2 separate regions of the Homo sapiens genome follow, and region 2 is linked to region 1. The links are chromatin contacts, found by Hi-C or POLR2A ChIA-PET in ENCODE. All regions are on one chromosome and are shown on one strand. Each heading gives the region's core, a stretch centred on a gene start or an enhancer-like site at or near the end of the contact. The rest is flanking DNA. Distances are from core to core; before and after follow the strand shown. Region 1 holds the start of PTER (phosphotriesterase related). Region 2 holds the start of MSRB2 (methionine sulfoxide reductase B2).

Region 1 (6,722 bases), core at 3,155-5,654:
AAATACTCTTTGAAGCTGCCTGAAAAAAAACGTATTAGTCAATGGTAAGTACGGATGATTCATTTCAAATGTCCTTCAGTGACAAAATAATTTCTGAAATGTATCCACTGATAACTGCATTTGGGAAGAATCATCTTTTCACAACTCACCCACGAACATTCCTCTGTATTGGAAAACTTGGAAGTGCACTGAAAATTGTTAAAAATATATAAATTGTGTTTTTCAAAGTAAAAATGAAAGCCTTGATTCTTATCCCTTCCAGGCATACAGCCTTTACCTATTTTACACTTTAACATGGTCTGCCCTTACAGAATGCAATTAAACATCTAAACGCCATTTTTGCCACTCTTGATTAAAATCACAAAGCAGACTGGAGCATGATGGGAACAGCACACCTGCCATCTCCCACACAGTAAAAGGAGCATGATTCATAGGACAAGCCTCTTTCAGGGCCCTCCCCACAGCTCCCAAGGTATCTGGTAAACCAGAGCCAGAAATCCCCGCATACATGCAGCTTATCTGATAATATTCATTACGCAGGCTTGACCAGGCTAGGCCACAGTAACACTCAAATCCCCGAATCTCAGGGTCTGACCACAACAAAAGTTTATTTCTAGCTCATCGAATACGTCTAACACAGGAAGGCAGGGGGCTCCGCTCACTGTCCTCTATGACCCAGGCTGAGACCACTGCCTCTATCTGGATGGTCACTGCGGCAGAGGGAAAGTGATTGTGACAAATCTTTCACTGGCTTTTAACACAGTTTTACCTGGAAGTGACACAGGTCACTCCACTTGCGTTTCGTTAGCCAAACAAGTCACGTGGACATACCTGCCTGGAAGGAGACAGGGAAATGGCTAACATTCACAGCTCTCACGCTGAGCAGGCACAGAGGTATTTGTACTCAGGTGGTTATTGTTTTGACAAAATAGGTACAACCACAGAGCCAGTTTATGCCAAATGGAACCAGATATTTTATTTTTCTTATTCTTTTTTCTTTTTCTTTTTTTTAAGAGATGATGTCTATGAATGAGAAGCCTTTTGTTATAAAAGTGTTATTAAGGGCCGGGCGTGGTGGCTCATGCCGGGAGGCTGAGGCAGGTGGATCACCTGAGGTCAGGAGTTCAAGAGCAGCCTGATCAACATGATGAAACCCCGTCTCTACCAAAAATACAAAAAAATTAGCTGGGCGTGGTGGTGCATGCCTATATTTCCAGCTAGTTGGGAGGCTGATGCAGGAGAATCACTTAAACCTGGGAGGCAGAGGTTGCAGTGAGTCAAGATAGGGCCACTGCACTCCAGTCTGGGCAATAGAGTGAGACCCTGCCACAAAAAAAAAAAAAAAATCTTGTTAGGAAAACCTGGACCACTGAAAATACACTAGAAACAACAGCTAAAGAAAACAGAACAAAGCCACATTTGATGTATGAAAATATATTCAACAACTACCTCAGTCAAGTTCATAGGGATACTGAGCAGACTCGAGCTTGATCAGAAATTCTCAATATTATTACTATATGGCTTACTAGGGCATTTAATAGATTTGAAGTTGGCTGGCTGCCGTGGCTCACGCCTGTAATCTCAACAGTTTGGGAGGCCGAGGTGGGAAGATCACTTGAGCCCAGGAGTTTAAGACCAGCCTGGGCAACAAAACAAGACCCCCCATCTCTACAAAAATAAATAAACTAATAAATATTTTAAAAAGAAGATATTTAAGGATAAACATTCCTCCTGTATGAATGGGTCCTGTATGTATGTATGTCCTGTATGAACACTTTGCACATGGAAGCAAAGGTGGACATTTACCAAGCTCCTCTCATGCTATACAGTTCATCATTTTGTCTTTAAGCTTAAAACTGAGACAATCTCTAAAATTCTTGCATCAGGGCTGCTTACTCAACTTAAAATAGTCACAGGGATCCTATGGCCAAGTCCTGGCACTGAGTACACGGTCATGTACTTCTCCAGATTCTAAATGATCTATTTTTGTGTTCTCTTACTCTCTGCTTCTATTTGGCTCAAAATTTACTGACACTTCAAAGGATATTAAATTGCATTTTTTTTCAGAAATGCTTCTCACTTTAGCCATATTGAAGGTATTTTCTGTCCTTCACAGGGAAGGGGAAATTTGCCCAGTGAAACTGATCTTTCCCTAAGTCCCTCCAGAAAAGCCACTGTCCTGATTTTCCTCCTGTCTCACTAGCCACCTTCTGGCTGGATACTCCGCTACTGACCTCCAAAATACACATTTATTGATCTTTGATTGAATAAACAGACCCTTCCTGACTACCTTGTAATTTCAGCAGCAAATATGACCCAAAACTGGAAGACCCTCTCAATCTATTCTGGTTTGAGGGCTGCCCAATTAAAAAGGAAAAAAACTGGCCCAAAATATCATTAAATGGTAAAATCAGGATCTTATCCTCATAAATCCATAGATTATTACATCCACTAGCGACCTAGAGACCACTTACCTTTTTTTTTTTTTTTTTTGAGACAGAGTCTTGCTCTGACACCCAGGCTGGAGTGCAGTGGTGTGATCTCAGCTCACAGCCGCCTCTGCCTCCCAGGTTCAAGCAATTCTCGTGCCTCAGCCTCTCCAGTAGCTGGGATTACAGGCATGCCCACCACCATGCCCAGCTAATTTTTTGAAGAAAAGAGGTTTCACATGTTGGCCAGGCTGGTCTCGAACTCCTGGCCTCAAGTGATCCACCTGCCTCAGCCTCCCAAAGTGCCGGGATTACAGGTGTGAGCCACCGCGCCTGGCCTGAGACCACTCACCTTAATGTGTCTAGAAAACAGGCAGGCCAGGCGCAGTGGCTCACGCCTGTAATCCTAGCACTTTGGGAGGCCGAGGCAGCCAGATCATTTGAGCCCAGGAGTTTGACACCAACCTGGACAAAATGGCAAAACCCCGTCTCTACCAAAAATACAAAAAAAAAAACAAAAAACAGAAAATAAAAACTAGCCGGGCGTGGTGGTGTGCACCTGTGGGAGACTGAGCTGGGAGGATCACTTGAACGGGGGAAGTGAAGGTTGCAGTGAGCTGTGATAGCACCACTGCACTCCAGCTTTGGTGAAATAATGAGACCTAGTCTTAAAAAGCAAGAGGCCGGGCGCGGTGGCTTACGCCTGTAATCCCAGCACTTTAGGAGGCCGAGGTGGGTGAATCACAAGGTCAGGAGTTCGAGATCAGCCTGGCCAGTATGGTGAAACCCCGTCTCTACTAAAAATACAAAAATTAGCTGTGTGTGGTGGAGCGCGCCTGTAGTCCCAGCCACTCAGAAGGCTGAGGCAAGAGAATCGCTTGATCCCGGGAGGCGGAGGTTGCAGTGAGCCGAGATCGCACCACTGCACTCCAGCCTGGGCAAGGGCGAGACTCTGTCTTTAAAAAAAGCAAAAGAAAACCAACTTGTAGAAAGTCACTGAGCTGGAACCAGAACTAGAATAGGGCTCTACTCTTTCTGGGTCCAAAGTTCTTTAAATCAGCAACCCCTCTTACTGCCTATGTAAGGGTATACCTTTAGTTCCTGTTGACTTGGGATGTACAAAGAATGAGGTAGTCTAAGAGAGTAACAGCACACTGGCTGTGGAGTCAGAAAGACTCCACCTCTAAACTTTGTTTCCATCTCTAAACTTTCCAGCAGTGTGGCCTAATTTTTCTGTACCTTAGCTTTGTCGTTATCACTAGAATCCTTCACAGGGCTGCAGAGTGGATTAAGCAAGAGTGCACAGGACTCAGACATATGACCGCTGGTAATTGGCTTTTATAAACTGTCAAAAAATATAGACCTGTAATGCCAGCACTTTGGGAGGCCGAGGCAGCAGACTGATTGAGCCCAGGAGTTCGAAACCAGCCTGGGCAACATGGCGAGACACTCTCTACAAAAAATACAAAAATAACCGGACATGGTGGCACGTGCCTGTAGTCGCAGCTACTCAGGAAGCTCAGGAGGCTGAGGCAGGAAGTTCGCTTGAGCTCAGGAGGTCGAGGCTGCAGTGAGCTGTGATCGCGCCAAATGCACTCTAGCCTGGGAAGCAGAGCCAGACCCTGAATCTAAAAAAAAAAAAAAAAAAAAGCTTATTAAAGGAGGCTTAGCACAGCTACCCGATGACGCCCCCGGGCATTGCTGTCGAGCCACAGGGAGCTGGCGCCACACGGGACTGGCGCTCTTTGCAACGTCCCTCAAGCACTTAAGGAGAGGCGGCAGGGCCCAAGCGCAGCGGCTAGAAAATCCTTCCTTCCGGCAGGACCCTCGCGTGGAGCTCTGCAGCGAACCCTGGCCGCGCGGCCTCCGCCGTCGGGCCCCACTCTTCCTACTGGGCCCACAGTTCCGGCTCCTGCTCTGACTCCAAGAAGCCTTACCTCGGGTACAACGCGCTGCCTTCTCCCTGGGAACTTCCGGCAGGCCAACTTCCCTGGCCTTTTTAGTCTCCCCTGTGCCCTCCCACTTCGCCCTCTGGTTCTCTCCCCGCCCCTGGCCCGAGGTCACGCCCTCACCGAGTCCTAGGACACGCCCCGTGGGTCCTTGCCAAGCCCTACCTCTTCGTAGGACACGCCCTTCAAACCCTTGCCACGCCCCACCCTGGTCCGGGGCCGTTCCCCGCGTTTTTGCCTGGCCACACCCTCCTGCAGGCGCTGTCTGACTGTCGGTAGTTTGGCTGAATGAAAAAAATTCGGGGCTAGATCCCCAAACGGAAAGAAACTGTTGCATTTTCCCCAGATCCCAGTTCTCCATAGAACAGTCTGGAACAAGGGAGCATTCCGTAGCTCTTTTGGTTTTCCCCAAGAATAAATCGGAGGTGGTGCTCTGGCAATTTGATGTCACAGTGGGTTCTGGATCCTCATGCTGCATACGGAGAACTTTGGTTTTTGTGTTCCCACTTGTCACTGTTTCCTGCCCCGGTGCCGCGTTTCCTTCTCTTTAGAATTAGAGTGCCGTGCTAGAGCACTTGAACTGGCCCTGGTACTTGCTGTGACTGAAATAAACTTAGTATGTGTGAGTCTGTTGGCAAAACATGATGCTTGGAGCAGCTGCCACAGTAAAGAGTCATACCTTTAGGTATTGTAGGGGGCCAAGGGCAAACCTCTCCTTCGTCCTCTGAAAGTTTGCTGAAAATCAACTGACAAAAGACAGTTTCACAGTAGAAAAGGCATACAAATATACTAGATCGTAACTTTATGTGATCCGGGAGCCTTCAGAATGAAAACCCAAAGATGCAGGGGAAACGGTCCATTTTTTCGCTTAGGTTCAATAAAGTATGGACCGCCATGTATTCAGCTGGTGCAAAAGTAATTGCGGTTTTTAATGGCAAAAACCGCAATTACTTCTGCACCAACCTAAGAGATACTACGATGGCATAAAAAGGGTCTGAGCTAATGCCAATAGACTAAGTGAGCAAGCCCTGTCTGTTTAGATTCTTTTTGGCTTTTCTGTGCAGTGTTCCTTCCTTCTGGGTATAGAGCAGGATCCTTTCTGGAATGGGGGTCTTATGACCTACAGTCAAACAAAGCAGGGCAGAGAATTTCTTTACCGCCAGTTTTGACACAGAAAGGCAGGGGACACGCAGAGTCAAACTTTTAGGTTTTATGCTTGGCTTTGGGGATGAGGGGTTCTGGCTTCTGTGAATCACCTTGGGGAAGAGGGATTCCAGTTTCTAGAATGAGGGGCCAGAGGCAGGAGGACATGAGGTTAGAGAGAGCTGCTTCTAAGGCCTTCATTTTGGGGTATCATTTTCTGAACCCCAACCATATTACACTGTCATCAATTATTATTATTATTATTTTGAAATGGCTCTGTTGCCCAGGATGGATTTCAGTGGTGCAGTCATAGCTCACTGCAGCCTTGAACTCCTGGGCTCAAGGGATCCTCCTGCCTCAGCCTCCTGAGCAGCTGGGACTACAGGTGTGCACCACCACACTCAGCTAATATTTGTAATTTTTGTAGAGATGGAGGTCTCGCTATGATGCCCAGCCTGGTCTCAAACTCCTAAGCTCAAAGGATCCTCCCACCTCAGCCTCCCAAAGTGTTAGGACTACATGCATAAGCCACAGCACAAGGCCTAGTCAATTAATTTTATCCTGAATTCTGAGAAAAAAGAGAATAGGTATGCAGATGGGCAGAAGCTACAGATGTCATTTCAAAGGAAAGTAGAGTTTTAATAATAATATTAATAGATGATGTTTATCGGGGCCAACTCTACCAGGTTTTGTAATGGGTGTATGTTATTTTGTTTAAGATTTTGAGCAACCTGCATGTGGCAGGAGCTATTTCCCTCCAATTACAGACAAGAAAACAAACTTAGGCAAGCACCTTGTTCAAGGATAGGACTAGGGACCCAGATTAGTTGATATCAGTCACTACACTTGCCTTCTTAGTAAAGAATGGGGAATTTTTTTGGTTTGTTTGTTTGTTTGTTTTTGAGACAGAGTCTTGCTCTGTTGCCCAGGCTGGAGTGCAGTGGTGCAATCTCACCTCACTGCAGCCTCCACCTCCTGGTTTCAAGGGATTCTCCTGCCTCAGCCTCCTGAGTAGCTGGGATTACAGGCACGCCCCACCATGCTCAGCTAATTTTGTGTAATTTTAGTAGACATGAGGTTTTGCCATGCTGGCCAGGTTGGTCTCGAACTCCTGACCTCAACTGATCCACCTGCCTTGACCTCCCAAAGTGCTGGGATTACAGGCGTGAGCCACCGCACCAGGAGAGAATGGGGTGCTTTG
Region 2 (6,722 bases), core at 2,072-4,571, 6.7 Mb before region 1:
CCAGAACCGTATGAAAATGAATTCCATCGTTTAAGCTGCCCAGCCTGTGATATTTTGTTATGGGATCCCTAGCAAATGAACACACTGGGGCTTTAGAAAACAACCAAAGTTTAAATAAAAATTACAGTATGAGTAAATTCTGAGCAGTTTTATCAAACAGCAATTTAGGCACGTGTAAATTAGATACACGACAAGGTCTCTCACTTGGGAATGAGTCAAGTCTTCTGGCTACCGTGGCTAGAGAGAGGTTTCAACACTGGCTGTGTCCTTTTCTGTGTGTGTGCAGGTATTTTCTGTCCTCTGCACCACGTGCTCATCCTTTGGGGGCTACACATTTTCCAGATTCCCTCTACATTCTCTTGCTATCTTCACTATGAAAACATTTATCGGTTGCTGCTATTGCATGAGATAACTACACAGCTTTACTTTGAATTATGCCTTAATAAACTCAAATTCCTTGGAGTTCCCTTCTCTCTGTGTGCTGTGATTTGCACAGGCCATATATTTTGTTGGTCAGAAGTTCTACGGGGTGGGCCTCGATTTTTTCATCCCTAAGGAAATCCACTCTTGGTCCTATGGTCACCTACTGGGTGCCTCCTTCGGGTTTTGCTAACCTTCCTGGCCACAGTTGCTATACTGCCAATTGTCACACATAAGCCCACTCCATTTTGATAAATAATGTGTTGAATCTAATGGAACTCTTTAGAAACTGGTATTAAAAGAATCCCCAGCCCATTCTGATCTGCAGAACTAGTCTCTCCCACCAGTGCCTGGACTATTTTAACCCTATGCCCAGGACAGTTTCCTAGCATAGTCATCTCTAGAAAGAATATTTTCCTGAAGCAACAGATTTTTTGCTCCAGAATATTTCTTACTTTCCTTTTTCAGTTTGCTCTTTGTCAATCTGGATTAAAAAAAATCACTCTAAGCATATGAGAAATTGCAGCACTGGAAAAAAATACTGTCATTTCAATATCTTCTCATTTCCCCCCTCCCAATGTCTCCCTCTCTCTCAACACTCCCGAAGCCCATGATGTAAGTTAAATGTAGCTACATTTTTGTCCTTTCCACTTATTTATGTAATCATAACTAACATTTATTGTGTGCCTAAGTGTCAAGCATTGTAACAAAATATTTAATTAAAAAGTTATTCTTTACAACAACCCTACCATTATCATTATCCTTATTTGACAGAAGGAAAAAAAATCTGAAGTTTAAACTTTCCAAATTCAAGAAACATGTCCAAAGACATTGTTACAAACTGAATATTATATGTTCTCCCTGCTCCTCTCCCCACTCCCATATGCTAAAGCCCTAACTCCCAATGAGATGGAATGTGGAGGTGGGGCTTGGGAGGTTATTAGTTTTAGATTAGATCATAAAGGTGAGGCTCTCTTGAGGGATTAGTGGTCCTTCCTGAGACAGTCACCTGAAGGCAGAGTGAGAAGGCAGTCAACTGCAAGCCAGGAAGCAGGTCTGCATCAGGAACCAAATCTGTTCCCACCTTGATCTTGGACTTCCCAGCCTCCAGAACTGTGAGAAAATGTTGTTGAAGCCACCCAGTCCACGGTGTTTTGCAATAGCAGCCTGAGCTCAGACACAGAGCCAGGAAGTAACCGAGAGCCAAGACTCAAAATCTGCATCTATTCATACCCAAGCCCTTCACCACAGAAATACTCCGTTTATCATTTTTAATGGCTGCCTAACAGTTTGTTGGATTGAATTTTCATGATTTACGTAAGTATTTCTTAACTGATTTGGGTTACAGCCAGTTTCCATTTTGTAAGAGACTAGTGCTTAAAGCATCTTTGCATATATCTCTTTGTTCTTCTTTTGAACTATTTCCTTCGAATAGATTCCCAGGAGGGGTGTCTGATAAGGTACACAGCTCCTGTTACCTACTGGTGGCTGGCCAAATTTTATTGTTGCTGGAGAACTTCAGATCCCAGGGCAATTCATTAGGCTGCTTCTGACAGCAGCAATTACAGCCATGAAGTAGTTACCGCTAAAACCACCATCCTTTTTCAAGGGGTTATAGAGAGCTCGTCGGTAACTGTGACCTGTTTCTATCACCTGTGGTTCTCAGCAATACAATGCTTGGCACACAGTAGGCTCACAGCAAATGTCATCAGACTGACTAGAGACACCAGTGATTAGAAAGGCCATAGCTGGAAGTCAAGTTGGATGAGCTAACATTCCACAACGCCAACGCTTTTATTTAGTTACGTATTCTTTCAATATTGCATTTCGAAAACTTCAGGGGCTAAAAAGAGCTCAGAATGAGTTGGTACATTTTCATCAGTTGGGTATCTCTGAATGTCTTCAATGAACACATATAAAATTGGATTCAGAGTGGGTCAGTCTGGCAACCGCCCAGGAAGCCAATCCCCTGGGGCACTAAGTTACCCTGAAATAGAACTGAAATACAGGGGTAGCTGGCACAGGTCTCCCGAGGTGACTCCTTCCTGCTTGGTGAAATGTGCAGGTACCCAGATCCAAGAGAGGATCCAAAAGTATTTAGCAGAAACACACACACACACACACACAGAGAGAGAGAGAGACACACACACACAGGCTCGCCCTGGTCTCTGTCTCAGTCATTAACAATGGCTGTCACCTTAAAGAAGGAACAAATGATCAACCCAGTCTCCCTGGCTCTTAGACACATTTATGGGAAGTCAGCAGGGCAGGAAACACTCACAGGAACCCCAAGTCTGAACTGCCTGCTTCTCAGATGCTGGAAGGAAGCCCGCGGAACTACGAAGAGGGCTGCAATGCAAAATACTAGGGGCCTTCGCAGGGGCGCGCGGGCCGGGCTGCTACAGCCCAGGCCCCGGGCCTTCGCCTGGAGTCCCCGATAGGGGTCAGAGGCCCCCGAGCCCCACTTATGCCCCCACTCCCCGAGCCAAGAAAAAAAAAATTATGCGCACATTTAGGGGGATCATTTGTTCATTTCCTCGGATTCTCACAGGGGTCAGTCCCCACCCTGCCGCCACCAAGTTTACAATCCACTGTCCCAGATCCTCGGGCTGGGGGGGGGGAGGGGCGCGCCGAGGAGGGCTTAGTAGGAGGGCAGCGCCCGGCCTGGACCGGCCCTAGGCTCCCGGGTGCAGCCGGTGAAATGAAGCCGAAAGCCGTAGGCGGCGGCGGGGCCTGCGGGACCCGCGTCCTACCTGCCTCCCCCAGTCCCGGCCCGGTGCCGGGCCCGCCGCCGCCCGCTTGGCCCCGCACCGCCCGCCGAGGCGCAGTTCCGAGGGTCAGGCCCCGGAGCAACCAGAGGAGCCGCGCCATGACGCCCGCTCCGGCGCCGCTCCGCCCTCTGCCCTCTGCCCGTCTCTGCCCCTGCTCCCATCCCACCCCTCCCCCATTCTCTCCCGTCCGCCTGCGCTAGTCGGCCTCCCTCCCCACGCTCCGCCCACACCGCCAGTCCCCTCGTCTCCCTCCCCCTCTTCTCCCTCCCCTGCCCCTCCCTCCTTCCCTCCTTCCCACCTGCTCCTCCCACTATGTGCCCTGGGCCCTCCCAGGTCCCCGCCCCTCTTTCCTCCCACTCTGCCTCTCTCTCCCCCTCCCTCTTCCTCTCCTTTTCCCCTTGCCTTTCCTCCCCCTTCCTCTCCCCCTTCCTCTCTCCCTTCCCTTCCATGAGACCCTCCCCAACCCATCTCTGCATCTCCCAGCTCCTCCCACTCCTGCTCCTCCCTCGCCCTGCCCCCCTCCACCTATCCCAACTCCACTCATCCGCAGCCCAAACACTGATCTGTTTTAGTTTGCATTTTCTAGAGTCGTCCATAAATGGAATCATCCCATATGTACTTGATTTTGTCTGGCTTCTTTCACTCAACATAGTTACTTTGACATGCCTGCGTGTTTTTGCATGGAACAATCATTCATTGCTTCCTGAGCAGTATTCCATTTATGGATATACCACCGTGTGTTTAGTCAGCACTTGATTTAGCCTGCTTTCAATTTTTCCTGATTAGAACTACAGCTGCTAGGAACATCCCTGTGCAAATCTTTGTACAGACATATACGGTTTTTCCTCTCTGGGGTAAATACCTGGAAGTGGAATGCCCAGGTCGTAAGGTAGGTGTAACCATTTAAGAAACTACTATACTGTTTTCCCAAGTGGTTTTTTTCTTTACCTTCCCACTAGCAGTCTATGCGAGTTCCAGTTGTTCTTCATCCTTGCCAACACTTGAAAGTCCAGAGATTTTAACTGTAGATGTTCCGGTTCTGTGTAGTGGTAGCTCATTGTGGCTTTATTATGCATTCTCTAATCGTTAATGATGTTAAGCATCTTTTCATGTGCGTATTTGCAGCGAGTGTATTTTCCTTGGTGAAGTGTCCGTTCAGATCTTTTGCCCATTTAATGTTGAGTTGTTTCATTATTGAGCTTAGAACACTTTATATATTTTGGATGCAAATCTTTTATCAAACATATGCTTTACAAAGATTTTTTTTCCCAGTCTCTTGTTTGTCTTTTCTGTCTCCTAATATTGTCTTGGGAAGAGCAGTTTTTAATTTTGATGAAGCCCAATTTATCAATTTGTTAATGGATTGTTCTTTTTTTGGTATCATATTTAAGAAATCTTTGCCTAATCCAAGATCACAAAGATTCTCTCCTATGTTTTGTTCTAAAATTTTTATAGTTCTAGGTTTTACATTTAGGTCTCTGACCGATTTAGAATTTTTATATATGGCCAAAATTTTTGTTTTGTTTTGTTTATCTGTTTTGTTTTTTGCATATCTATATCCAGTTGTTCCAGCACCATTTTTATTGATTGATTGATTGATTGATTGAGACAGAGTCTCTGTCGGCCAGGCTGGAGTGCAGTGGCACGATCTTGGCTCACTGCAACTTCCATCTTCCAGGCTCAAGCAATTCTTCTGCCTCAGCCTCCTGAGTAGCTGGGATTACAGGCGTGTGCCACCACGTCTGGCTAATTTTTGTATTTTTAGTAGAGACGGGGTTTCACCATGTTGGCCAGTCTGGTCTTGAACTCCTGATCTCAGGTAATCTGCCTGCCTCGGCCTCCCAAAGTGCTGGGATTACAGGCGTGAGCCACCAGGCCTGGCTCCTAGCACCAATTTTTAAAAGACTACTCTTTCTCCACTGAACTGTTTTTGAATCTGTCAAAAATCAGTTTCCTATCAATGTGTTGTGTCTATTTCTGGACTTCCTATTTTGTCCCATTAATTAATTTGTCTATTTTTACATCAATATTACAATATCCTGATGACTGGACTTGCAACCAGCTAGCATTGGTACTGTACCTCTGTTCTTTTTTAAGGTTGTTTGGGCTATTTTAGGTCTTTTGTATTTCAACATAAATTTTAGATTCAGTCTGTCAATTTCTACACATGATCTTACTTAAGTTTTGATTGGGATTGCATTGATTCTATCCATAAGTTTGGGGGAAATTAATATCATAACAATATTGAATCTTTTGACCCATGAATAAAGATATGCCTATCTATTTATTTAGGTCTTCCTTAACACCTACTAGTAGTGTTTTGTAGTTTTCACTGTATAGGTTTTGCACATCTTTTGATAGATTCATCCTAAAGCATTTCATATTTTTGATGCTGTGGTATTGTTTTATCAATTTCAATTTCTGATTGCTAGTATGTAGATTTTGTATATTGATCTTGTATTCTGTAATCTTTCTAAACTCATTTCTTAGTTCTAGTAACATTTTATGGATTTTATCAGATTTTCTACATAGAAAAATCATGTCATCTGTGTAGAAAGAGTTTTACTCTTTCTTTTTAATACAGATGTCTTTGATTTCTTTTTCTTGCCTTATTGCACTGGTTAGAGCCTGCGCAGTGTTGAATAGAAATGTTGAGAGTGAACATCCTTGTCTTGTTCCTGATCTTAGAGGAAAAGTATTCAGCCTTTTACCATTAAGTATGATATTAGCTATAAGTTTTTCATAAATTTTCTATCAGATTAAGGAAATTTCTATTTGTAGTCTACTGAGAGTTTTTATCAGGAAGGGATGTTGGATTTTTGTCAAATGCTTTTCTGCAGCTACTGATATAATCATACCTTTTTCCTATTTTCTTTTTGTAGTTTGTTACTTGATTTTCAAACGTTAAACCAACTTAGTATTTCTTCAATAAAGCCTGCTTTGTCAGTTTTATTATTTGTTTCATGTATTGTTGGATTATGTTCTATGTATCATGGATTACATTTTTTTAGAATTTTTGTGTCTGTGTTGATGAAGGATGTTGGACTGAAAGCTTCCTCTCTTATAGTATCTGTCTGGTTTTGTATCTGAGTAATAAGTAAACAAATTCAAATCCAGAGAGGATAAGTACCTTGTCTATGATCACACTGCTAGTTAGTTGAAGAGTTTGTAAAGTTCCCCTAAAGTTTAGAATTTAGAAAATATCAAGGAATACCGGTTTAACTCACCCACCTTCACCCCCAATCCCAAGCAAAGTTAATAAATTAACTTAACATTGTGACATTGTGGGAAAAAAATCATGGAGTCTGGTGTAAAACACATTCAAGTCAGAATATCTTAAATTTAAAAGACGCATGAGCTTGATCAAGTATTCAACCTGTGACAGATCAGTTTTCTTATCCCCAAAATGGGGTTATTGTAAGGATTAGATACAACATACGTTAAAACACCTAGCAAACCCTTTGGTACATACTTGGTTTTAATAAACGTTAGTTGTTATTGAAGATTTAATGAGGACAACGGTAATTGGTA

Evidence for each region. Hi-C counts contacts between places; a loop is a spot of excess contacts on that map. ChIA-PET counts read pairs that join two places held with the same protein, here RNA polymerase II (POLR2A). Pooled maps may share reads with other maps.
Region 2: a loop to region 1 is called in a map of naive thymus-derived CD4-positive, alpha-beta T cell, with 10 times the contacts of the local background. The contact joins the promoter of MSRB2 here to the promoter of PTER in region 1. A Hi-C loop is called at or near these places in 1 of 168 maps with a recorded cell type or tissue (naive thymus-derived CD4-positive, alpha-beta T cell) and 9 of 50 pooled maps. POLR2A ChIA-PET finds 5 or more read pairs at or near these places in 2 of 52 experiments (HEK293 and activated T-cell).

The regions. Positions count from the first base shown.
Region 1 is chr10:16,434,692-16,441,413 of GRCh38, reverse strand. PTER (phosphotriesterase related) reads right to left here and starts at 4,404. Exons shown (of 5, transcript NM_001261836.2): 1 at 4,367-4,404. RefSeq lists enhancers at 3,810-3,859, 3,880-4,059 and a silencer at 4,480-4,529.
Region 2 is chr10:23,092,178-23,098,899 of GRCh38, reverse strand. It overlaps MSRB2 (methionine sulfoxide reductase B2), which reads right to left and starts at 3,321. Exons shown (of 5, transcript NM_012228.4): 1 at 3,174-3,321. The coding sequence starts at 3,291. LOC107984215 (a long non-coding RNA gene) reads left to right here and starts at 3,621. Exons shown (of 3, transcript XR_001747394.2): 1 at 3,621-4,080. RefSeq lists a silencer at 3,044-3,513.